Linked DNA regions of Homo sapiens: regions 2 and 3 are each linked to region 1. Evidence: chromatin contacts called from ENCODE Hi-C or POLR2A ChIA-PET data. All regions are on one chromosome and are shown on one strand. Each heading gives the region's core, a stretch centred on a gene start or an enhancer-like site at or near the end of the contact. The rest is flanking DNA. Distances are from core to core; before and after follow the strand shown. Region 1 overlaps TM9SF4 (transmembrane 9 superfamily member 4). Region 2 has its middle 18 kb from the start of HCK. Region 3 overlaps POFUT1 (protein O-fucosyltransferase 1).

Region 1 (3,074 bases), core at 278-2,777:
GACTAGACTAGAATCCCTGTGCCTATACCCCACCCAAGAGATTCTGACTGGCAAGAATACACTGCAGTAGGTCAGGAGCATGGGCTCTGGGGTCAGACTGCCTGCGTTTATACCTCTGCTGTACCTTCAGGAGGCTGGGTGACGTGGAGGTGGTGAGGGGTTGTCTTTAACATCGCCAGGCCTCAGTGTCCTCATTAAAAGGAATAATGGTAGACTTTCCTTCCAGACTTGCGTGAGGATTAGGTGAGACAAGGTACATAGGAACCCAGCATCTGCCACCCCAAGACTCAGAGCTTCACCATCCTTCTAGGCAGTTTGGGTTGGGGCCCAGACATACGTGTTTTGTTAAAGTTGTTTTTTAGGGTTTTTGTGTGTGTGTGAGACAGAGTCTTGCTCTATTACCCAGGCTGGAGTGCAGTGGCATGACTCGGCTCACTGCAACCTCTGCCTCCCGGGCTCAAGCAATCCATCTGTTTCAGCCTCCCAAGTAGCTGGGACCACAGGTGCGTACTACCACGCCTGGCTAATTTTTTGTAAAGACAGGGTTTCACCATGTTGCCCAGGCTGGTCTCAAACACCTGAGCTCAAGCGATTCTGGAGGTAATTTTTCTCCCCCTCAAAAAAAAAATTTTTTTACATATGTATATATTGGGTAGTTAACGTGTTCTTTTTTTCTTTTTTTTGAGACGGAATCTCGCTCTGTCGCGCAGGCTGGAGTGCAGTGGCACGATCTCTGCTCACTGCAACCTTTGCCTCCCGGGTTCAAGCAATTCTCCAGCCTCAGCCTCCCGAGTAGCTGAGACTACAGGCATGAGCCACCACACCGGCTATTTTTTGTATTTTTAGTAGAGACGGAGTTTCGCCATGTGGGCCAGGCTGGTCTCAAACTCCTGACCTCAGGTGATCCACCTACCTCGGCCTCCCAAAGTGCTGGGATTGCAGGCATGAGCCACCACGCCTGGCCAGAGTAGTTACCGTGTTCTCAGTGATGAGAGTACATCAGAGAACAAGGTAGACACACTCCTCCCAAGGAGCTCACAGTCTTTTGGGGATAGGCGGATATTGATCAGGTAGCCAAAATATGTAATTACGAACTGGGATGAGAGCAAGAAGGGGCAGTATTAGGGACCTGAGAGGGCATAGAACAGAGTCCTGCTCAGTCTGAGGGTCAGGGAATACTTTCTGGAAGGAATGATGCTTGAGCAGAGTCTGAAAGACAAGGAGGGCTTAAGAGCTTCTGGTCTGGGGGCCCCACCGGGACAGGTAGGGGAGGTCCCTGGATGCTGCTCCTCAACCCGGCCCCTCTTGCTCCAGACGGCAACTCTGTACCCTGGTGTGGTTTTTGGCATCTGCTTCGTATTGAATTGCTTCATTTGGGGAAAGCACTCATCAGGAGCGGTAAGTGCCTCCCCTACCCTTCCAGCCCCTCCCCAGCAAGCGAGGACCAGTTGCACTCAGCCCTACTCCCAAAAGCCACTTCCTGCCATTCCCTTCCCTTTTCTGAGTCCCCAGAGTTACGTTCCCAGCCATGAGGGCAGAGGGCCAGCTGGGGTTTCCCCAGCCCTGCCCTTGGTGTGTCATGCCCTGGCCCTGGCCTTCCTGTGAGATCTTTCAGTCAACTGACCCAAGCCCACTTCTCTAAAGGGAGGTTTCCACAGTCCAGCGGCCAACTGGGGAATTTCCCTTTGTCTTAACCAAGAGTGAGCTGCCCAGTGTGAGTTTATTAGGTCATTATCCCAAAGCAAGCCTGTCCTCCTCAGTGTCCCTGCCCCTCAGCACCAGCCCCTGCAGGTGGAGGAGAGAGGAAAGGAAGGATCAGGTTGTATTACCCTTAGAGCTGGGAATCCTGCCAGCCCCAGTCCAGTGTGTTACTAGCAGCTGTCCAAGACTCACTGAGGAGGATTTTGAACTCAGTTGTGGGGAGGGGGAGTGGGGTCTTGGTCAATTAGCAGGACTGCAGTTGAGATGTGGCAGGCATTTTGCTATCCTAGCCTTAGCACGTAGAGCCCTCTGCCCTCCACCTGGGGGTGGCGGTAAAGGTCCTTGCATGAGGCTTCACGTCCAGGCTTACAGAGGAGGGGTTTCTTTCCCAGCAACTTAGGAAGCCACCCTCAAGACACAGTCATGCCCTTCCTCTCACTTCACCTTTTTTATCCCTGTGTTCCTTCTCCCTTTGAGCATTTTCCTCCCAGTTACCAGCTGCTCATTATAAACATTCACTGTAGAAATTTTGGAAAGTGCAGAGAAGTTAAAGAAGAAATTTAAAATAACCCCAAATCTGCTCACCCAGAGATAAATACAATGTAGGTCTTTAATATATGTTGTCTTTTTTCCTTTTTATAGATATACTTACAAAAGAATTACATAATTTAAAATTTATAAAATAACAGCAAACATTTATATGATGCTTGCTTTGTAGTAATACTGTTCTAAACACTTTATATATATATTTCTTTTTATGTGATTCTTGTAAAAAGTAAGTGTAGAGAAGAGGATAAAGAAGAAAATGAAAAATCAGTTCTAATCCCCCATATCCCATCTAAGGAAGTATTGTTAGCTCTTTGGTATAGGCCTTTCCAGGCACAAATATAAATAGATACAGTTGTCCCTTGGTATTCATAGGGGATTGGTTCCAGGACCCCTGAAGATACCAAAATTCAAGGATGCTCGAGTCCCATATATAAAGTGGCATAGTGTTTACGTACACACATCCTGTATATTCTGACTCTTCTCTAGATTACTTAAAATACCTAATACAATGTAAATGCTATGTAAATAGTTGTTATACTATATTGTTTTTTAATTTGTATTGTTGTATTTTTTGTTTGTTTGTTTTGAGACAGGGTCTCACTCTGTTGCTCAGGCTGGAGTGCAGTGCTGTGGTCTCAGCTCACTGCAACCTCTGCCTCCCGGGCTCAAGTGGTCCTCCCACCTCAGCCCCACTGAGTAGCTGGGACTACAGGTGTCACCACCACACTCGGCAATTAAAAAAAAAAATTGTAGAGATACAGTCTCACTGTGTTGCCTAGGCTGGTCTCAAACTCCTGGGCTCAAGTGATCTGCCCACCTAGGCC
Region 2 (3,074 bases), core at 384-2,883, 120 kb before region 1:
TCCCAAAGTGCTGGGATTAAAGGCATGAACCACCAAGCCCAGCCACCCTATAATGTTTTAAATACCTACATATGTGCTGTTGAAAAATCTCACTGTTGCATCCAACTGCTGCAAAATATTTCGAGTTGAGCATCCGCTGTTTTCTTTATCCATCTCCCCAGAGATGAACACCCAGGTTGCTTCCAACTCCCTCTTACCACAAACAACACTGTGATTGATGAACATTTTTGTACATGAAACTTATGGGCCTATGTGAGCATTTCTTTGGGCTCTAAATCCAAGAGTGGAATTACTAGATCACAGGGCAGGTTTTGAATTTCATTAACTTCTTCCAGAATGGCTTTCACCAACGGTGAGTGAAGGATGCTGTTTCCCGACATCTTCATCAGATTTTTCATCATCTGATTTTGTAACTTTGCATTCAGTGTGGGTGTAAGGTGGCAAGTTGTTTTAATTTGCATTTCTCTGTTAATCCTGAAATTTATAACTTCCTTCTATACTAGTCAGCCATTTGAGCTTTCCTTTCTGTGACTTCCTTGTTCATATCTTTTGTTCATTTCCTACTGGGCTTCCTGTCTTTTTCTCATTGATTTGCAAGAGTAGTTTATAAATTTTAGATATTAATCCCTTTTGGATGTTGATGTTCCAGGTATATTCACCTAATATATTTGCCTTCTGTCAAGTTTATCTGTGACAGTACTCAAACTTCAGCAGGCATCAGAATGTCCTGGAAGGCTTGCTAAAACACAGATGTCTGAGCCCCACTCCTAGAGATTCTCCATAAGAGAAGGGGAAGGGCCTGAAAATTTGCTTTTTCTTTTTTGGGGGGACAGAGTCTTGCTCTGTCACCCAGGCTGGTGTGCAGTGACGCAATCTCAGCTCACTGCAACCTCTGTGCCTCAGCCTGCTGAGTAGCTGGGATTACAGGCATGCGCCACCATGCCTGTCTAATTTTTGTATTTTTAGTAGAGATTGGGTTTCACCATGTTGGCCAGGCTGGTCTCAAACTCCTGACCTCAGGTATCTGCCCTCCTCGGCCATCCAAAGTGCTGGGATTACAGGCATGAGCCATCGTGCCTGGCCAATAATTTGCATTTCTAACAAGTACCCAGGTGATGCTGATGGTCCAGGGACCGCTCTGAGAACAACTGATTTGTGATGGCTTCCATTGGGCAAACTTGTTCTATTGAGCAAATTCCTTAATTTTGAGGTTGTCGATTTTATTTATTTTCATTTTCTGGATGAAGGAACTGGAGTTCAAGAGGTGAAGTGAATACCCCAAGGTCACACAGTGAGCTGGGCTTTGGACTCATGTCTGGCTAACCCAGAGCCCATGTCCCTAGCCTCTCTACTGTCCTGTCTCTGAGACTTTGGGATGTAGTGGCCGTAGCCTGAGGCATTCCGACCTGAGGCTACAGGGAGCCTTAGTAAGTTCCTGAGCAAGGCAGCCGGAGAGGGAACAGTTGGTTGGGTAGGGACAGGGGCCAAAGATATAGGAGTCTCTCTTAAAGGCCTTGGGGCTTTCCAAGAAAAGCTCAAAAACTGCCGAAAATCCTAGCCACAGCACAGTGACAGGGCTGCTGAGAGGCACTGGGACAGACAGTTCTTACCCCACAGCTCCAGGGATGGGGTAATTTCCCTCACACCCCAAGGAAGTCCCCACCCGCTCCGGAACTACCCTCTTACCAAAGCCATGTAACCCCTTAGTTCCTGGGGTCCAAAGGGCACTGTCTGGGGCAACCCAGGCACTGAGTCTGGAGACTCTGGCCACACTTCCTCCTGTAGCATCCAGAGACCCTGCCAGGAATTGCTTCCCTTGTTGGTTCAGTTCCTGACATCACAAGAGGGGAAAACCCCCTAGGGGTGGGATAGCTGGTTCCCAAGGACTTCTAGGGGTAGTGCAAGTATGGAACTTCCCCACCAGCTGGATCCCCTGGGGACGGTCTTGGCCCAAACGTGAGTGGTAAAATTGTCTCCAGCTGCCGTAGATGGACGCCTCTCCCAAGGTGGGGCCCTGAAACTTCCTACCCACTCCCCACTTCCACTGGCAGCTCCCAGCAGTCCTTCCCAACTATGTGCTCAGGAGCAGGAGTCCTGGGGCCACTGTCATTCAGCCGCCAAGCATTTAGAGGGCACTTGCTCTGTGCCAGGCATTGCACAAGACACTAGAGGGAGATACAGCACAGTCTGCCCACTGAGGGGCACACTGATGGGGAAAACAGTTCCCAGATAATCATAGCACAAAGTTCTCAATTGTAAAGTCAAAGAGTGAGACACCAGCTCTTTCTGGGGAAGCTGGAAAAGGTTTCACAGGGGAGGTGAGCCATGAGCGAGAGCTTGAAGGACAAGGTTTTTGGTGGGTGAACAATAGAAGAGAGAGCCCTCCAGATGGGGACCCAGCACAAGCAAAGGCAGGGGAGCTTGAAGGAGCATGGCGTGCTCTAGGACTGGCAACCGGTTAGCACTCGTGCAGCACTTAGGCTCCCTGGCCAGAGGGTCGGAGGGTTTTTAATCCGAGCTCTGCCATCTGCTTGTTCGGTGACCTTGGGAAAGCCCCTAAAATGTCCCTGGGTCTTGGTTTCCTCATCTGTAAAGTGGGGTTGATAATAGCCTCACCCTCGTAGATCCCATAGATTGTCATGAGTCTTAAGATATTTCACGTAAAAGTATATGTAGAAAGTGCTCAATTAGTGACCATTGTGATAGCTGGAGGAACACGGAGTGTGTGAGGTGGGGGACGAGGTGGGTGGGTAGGAGTTGCAGGAGAGGAAACCAGAGAAGTGGATAGATTAGAAGCCCTTGAAGGGCAGGCTAGGAAGCATAGGCAATGGGAGGCTATCTAATGTTTGTTGTTGTTATTGTTGTTTTTGTTATCGTTGTTTGAGGCGGGTTCTCACTCTGTCACCCAGCTGGAGTGCAGTGGAACAATCAAAGCTCACTGCAGCCTCCAGCTCCTGGGCTCAAGCCATTCTCAGCCTTCAAAGTAGCAGAATTACAGGTGTGCGCCACCAGGCCTGGCTATTTCTAAATTTTTTTTGTAGAGACGTGCTCTCTTTATGTTGCCCAGGATGGTC
Region 3 (3,074 bases), core at 367-2,866, 72 kb after region 1:
TGGATGAGGAGCTAAGGCACAGAGTGGTAAAGTCACCTGCCCAAGTTAGCTAGTGGCATAGTCAACATTGGAACAAAGCATTCTGGCTTAACCTACAATCTTCATCATTCCACTCCATAGAAAGCACGCAGAAGAACACTCCCCTCCTTTTTGATGTCTATAGTAAAAGTGCAATCATACATTAAAACACATTACCCTCTGGGAAGGATGATGGCAGGATGAGCTTGTATTTAGGTGTGTGTTTTTTGTTTTGTTTGTTTTGTTTTGTTTTTAAACCTGAAACAAAGCAAAGTTAGTTTCTGCTGATTTGGGTCATGGGTATATAAATTATTAAATTATTTTCTGTATTTGCCTGGATGGTTTGAAATATTTCATAGTTTTTATTTGAAATTTTCATTGAGGTCATTGTACATTTACATGCAGTTGTAAGAAATAAGACAGCAACCTCCCATGTACCCTTTACCCAATTTCCCCCAATGGTAACATTTTGCAAAACTATAGTACAGTATCACAACCAGGATATTGACATTGATACAATTTACCCATCTTACTCAGTTTTCTTGTACTTACTTCTGAGTGTGTGAGTGCATGCCTGTGTGTGTGTGTGTGTGTGTGTGTGTATTTCTGTGCAGTTTTATCGTGTGTGGGTTTATGTATCCACTACTATAGTTAATACACTGAACAGTTCCATTATCACAAGGATCCTTGTGTTGCCAGTTTATAACCACACCCACCTCCCTAAACATATACACCCCATTCCTAACCTCTGCCAACTACTAATCTCTTCTCCATGCTATTGTTTTAAAATGTTTATATAAATGGAACCATACAATACATAACCTTTGAGATTGCCCACCCTCCCTGACCCAAGGATAATTCCCTTGACATCATCCAAATTGTTGCCTGTATTGATACTGTGTTCCTTTTTTTGGTGGGGTTCATATTCCATGATACAGAGGTACAGCAGTTTGTTTAACTGTTTACTTGTGAGTGACGTCTGGGTTGTTTCCAGTTGGGGGCTATTTTATGAATAAAGCTGCAAGGGACATTGGTGTATAGGCTTGTGTGAACATAAGTTTTCATTTTTCTTGAATAAATGCCTAAGAGTACAATTGCTGGGTCATGTAACTGCATGCCTAACTGCCAAACTGTTTTCCAGAATGGCTGTTCCCATTTCATACTTTTAAGGAAAGGATTTTGGCTGGCAGAAGGCACTTCCCCCCTCCAGCTGGAGGGAAGAAGTATACAGAGATCTAGAACTTGAAAGTGCATTGTGAACATGGAACAGCAAGGGGTTTCGTGCTGCTGAGAGGTAGTCTGGGTTTAGCTGAAGAGGGAACACAGGTTTGCTCCTCATTTGTTCAGTCAAGAAGTATTGACCGGGCGCGGTGGCCCACACCTGTAATCCCAACACTGGGAGGCCTAAGTAGGCAGATCACTTGAGTCCAGGAGTTCGAGACCAGCCTGGGCAACATGGCGAAACCCCGTCTCTACAAAAAAAATGTAAAAAATTAGCTGGGCCTGGTGGCACTTATCTGTAGTCCCAGCTACTCAGGAGGCTGAGATGGGAAGGTCTTGCCTTGAGCCTGGAGGCGGAGATTGCAGTGAGCCGAGATCACGCCACTGCCCTCCAGCCTGGGTGACACCTGGGTGACAGCAAGATCCTATCTCAAAAAAGAAAAAGAAAAGAAAAATATTTACCAAGCTCTTGGGTGTGCCAGACACTATTCTGCGCATACTGGAGCACTGCCTTCCCACAGCAAGGACAGAGGTGAAATAATTATGAGATGGACTGTGTATGAGGGGGAAGCAGGGGCTTGGGAGGGCATGATAGGGGCACCTGCAGACCCCTGCTCCCTTCCATAGCGCAGGGACTATGCCTGTCTTGTTTTCCTCCAGGTCCCAATACATAGTAGGCAATCAATAAATGTTTTTTAAATGTTGAATGAATGATTCAAATCCAGTATACATAGTCCCTGTGAGTGTGACCTGGCCGTTGCTTCTGTAAGCAGCTGCATGTCCCAGTCCTGCCATGTAGGTAAAAGGGCAAAGGCTTGGTCCAGACACCCCACCCTGGAATGAATTACTGCACCGCAGATTGGAAGCCAGTGTGACATATAAAAGGTTGGAATGCTCTCCTGTAAAGTTTTAATTGTTCGACAAGCAAAGAGGGTTGTAAATTCCATGTGGCGGGACAGTATTGCATATTGTGCCTGTTGCCGCCGCCACCAAGGTTCCTTATCAGCCCGTTGGTATTTCACAACCTCTCGTGTTTCTTGCGTGTTGCAGGGGCCCCTCCGCAGGGTCTCTGGGGCATGGTGCAACACCATCCTTTTTCCCGTGGGGGTGGCAGCCAGGCTCTCTGTGCGTCCTCTGACTTCCCTCATTCCATCTCCTGTCTAGATTTTCTCCAAAGGAACATCCGGTGCTTGCCCTGCCAGGAGCCCCAGCCCAGTTCCCCGTCCTAGAGGAACACAGGCCACTACAGAAGTACATGGTATGGTCAGACGAAATGGTGAAGACGGGAGAGGCCCAGATTCATGCCCACCTTGTCCGGCCCTATGTGGGCATTCATCTGCGCATTGGCTCTGACTGGGTAACTTCCCCCTTCCTCTCTCACTGGCTAACTTGGATGTGTCCCTGAGCATGGCCCTGGCCTGTAGGGATCGGCCCCGCGTCCCAGCCAGAGCAGAGATCTCTCACTTGTTCTGGTTCGTGGGATTGTGTCCCATCATCCCACTGCAGCACATATCAAAATGTAACTCCAGAGTGCCTGCCAGCCAGGTCTCACTTTAGCAGCAGCTGTTTTTATCCTCATTTTACAGATGGATAAACTGAGAGATCAAGCCAGACCCCAGGTCAGGCAGCAAGCCATAAAGAGGCCACAGTCCAGGAGTCCCCTGTCCTAGCTCAGTGTCTGGCTGGTAGACTCCGTGTTGAAAAACTGACTGTGGAGATGAGGCATGGCTCCCAAGAAATGAAGATGTCATCCTAACAGAATTTGGAGGCTGTTTAAATGTGCAGAATCCTTGTATTCCAATGAGGTTTTCACCTCTGTGTGAAAATAACAGAAT

Evidence for each region. A loop is a pair of places that touch in the nucleus more often than their neighbours do. ChIA-PET counts read pairs that join two places held with the same protein, here RNA polymerase II (POLR2A). Pooled maps may share reads with other maps.
Region 2: a loop to region 1 is called in a pooled map, with 2.9 times the contacts of the local background. The contact joins two enhancer-like sites. A Hi-C loop is called at or near these places in 3 of 50 pooled maps. POLR2A ChIA-PET finds 5 or more read pairs at or near these places in 4 of 52 experiments (H1, IMR-90, WTC11 and 1 more).
Region 3: a map of right lobe of liver shows a loop between it and region 1 (1.9-fold over the local background). The contact joins two enhancer-like sites. A Hi-C loop is called at or near these places in 2 of 168 maps with a recorded cell type or tissue (HCT116 and right lobe of liver) and 2 of 50 pooled maps. POLR2A ChIA-PET finds 5 or more read pairs at or near these places in 2 of 52 experiments (H1 and activated CD8-positive, alpha-beta memory T cell).

What each region holds. Positions count from the first base shown.
Region 1 is chr20:32,153,789-32,156,862 of GRCh38, forward strand. It overlaps TM9SF4 (transmembrane 9 superfamily member 4), which reads left to right. Exons shown (of 18, transcript NM_014742.4): 13 at 1,315-1,398. Among named protein-coding and RNA genes, the nearest start is that of TM9SF4, 46 kb to the left of the region's middle. Within about 2 kb of position 1,528, at least 20 of the 41 ENCODE cell types and tissues checked have a DNase peak (open chromatin) inside an H3K27ac peak, as active enhancers do; they include right lobe of liver, where a contact is called at or near this core.
Region 2 is chr20:32,033,063-32,036,136 of GRCh38, forward strand. No RefSeq gene overlaps it. Among named protein-coding and RNA genes, the nearest start is that of HCK, 18 kb to the right of the region's middle. RefSeq lists an enhancer at 2,091-2,270. Within about 2 kb of position 1,634, at least 5 of the 41 ENCODE cell types and tissues checked have a DNase peak (open chromatin) inside an H3K27ac peak, as active enhancers do.
Region 3 is chr20:32,225,860-32,228,933 of GRCh38, forward strand. POFUT1 (protein O-fucosyltransferase 1) reads left to right here. Exons shown (of 7, transcript NM_015352.2): 5 at 2,404-2,596. LOC124904884 (a long non-coding RNA gene) reads right to left here. Exons shown (of 2, transcript XR_007067560.1): 2 at 1-3,074. Among named protein-coding and RNA genes, the nearest start is that of MIR1825, 10 kb to the right of the region's middle. Within about 2 kb of position 1,617, at least 6 of the 41 ENCODE cell types and tissues checked have a DNase peak (open chromatin) inside an H3K27ac peak, as active enhancers do; they include right lobe of liver, where a contact is called at or near this core.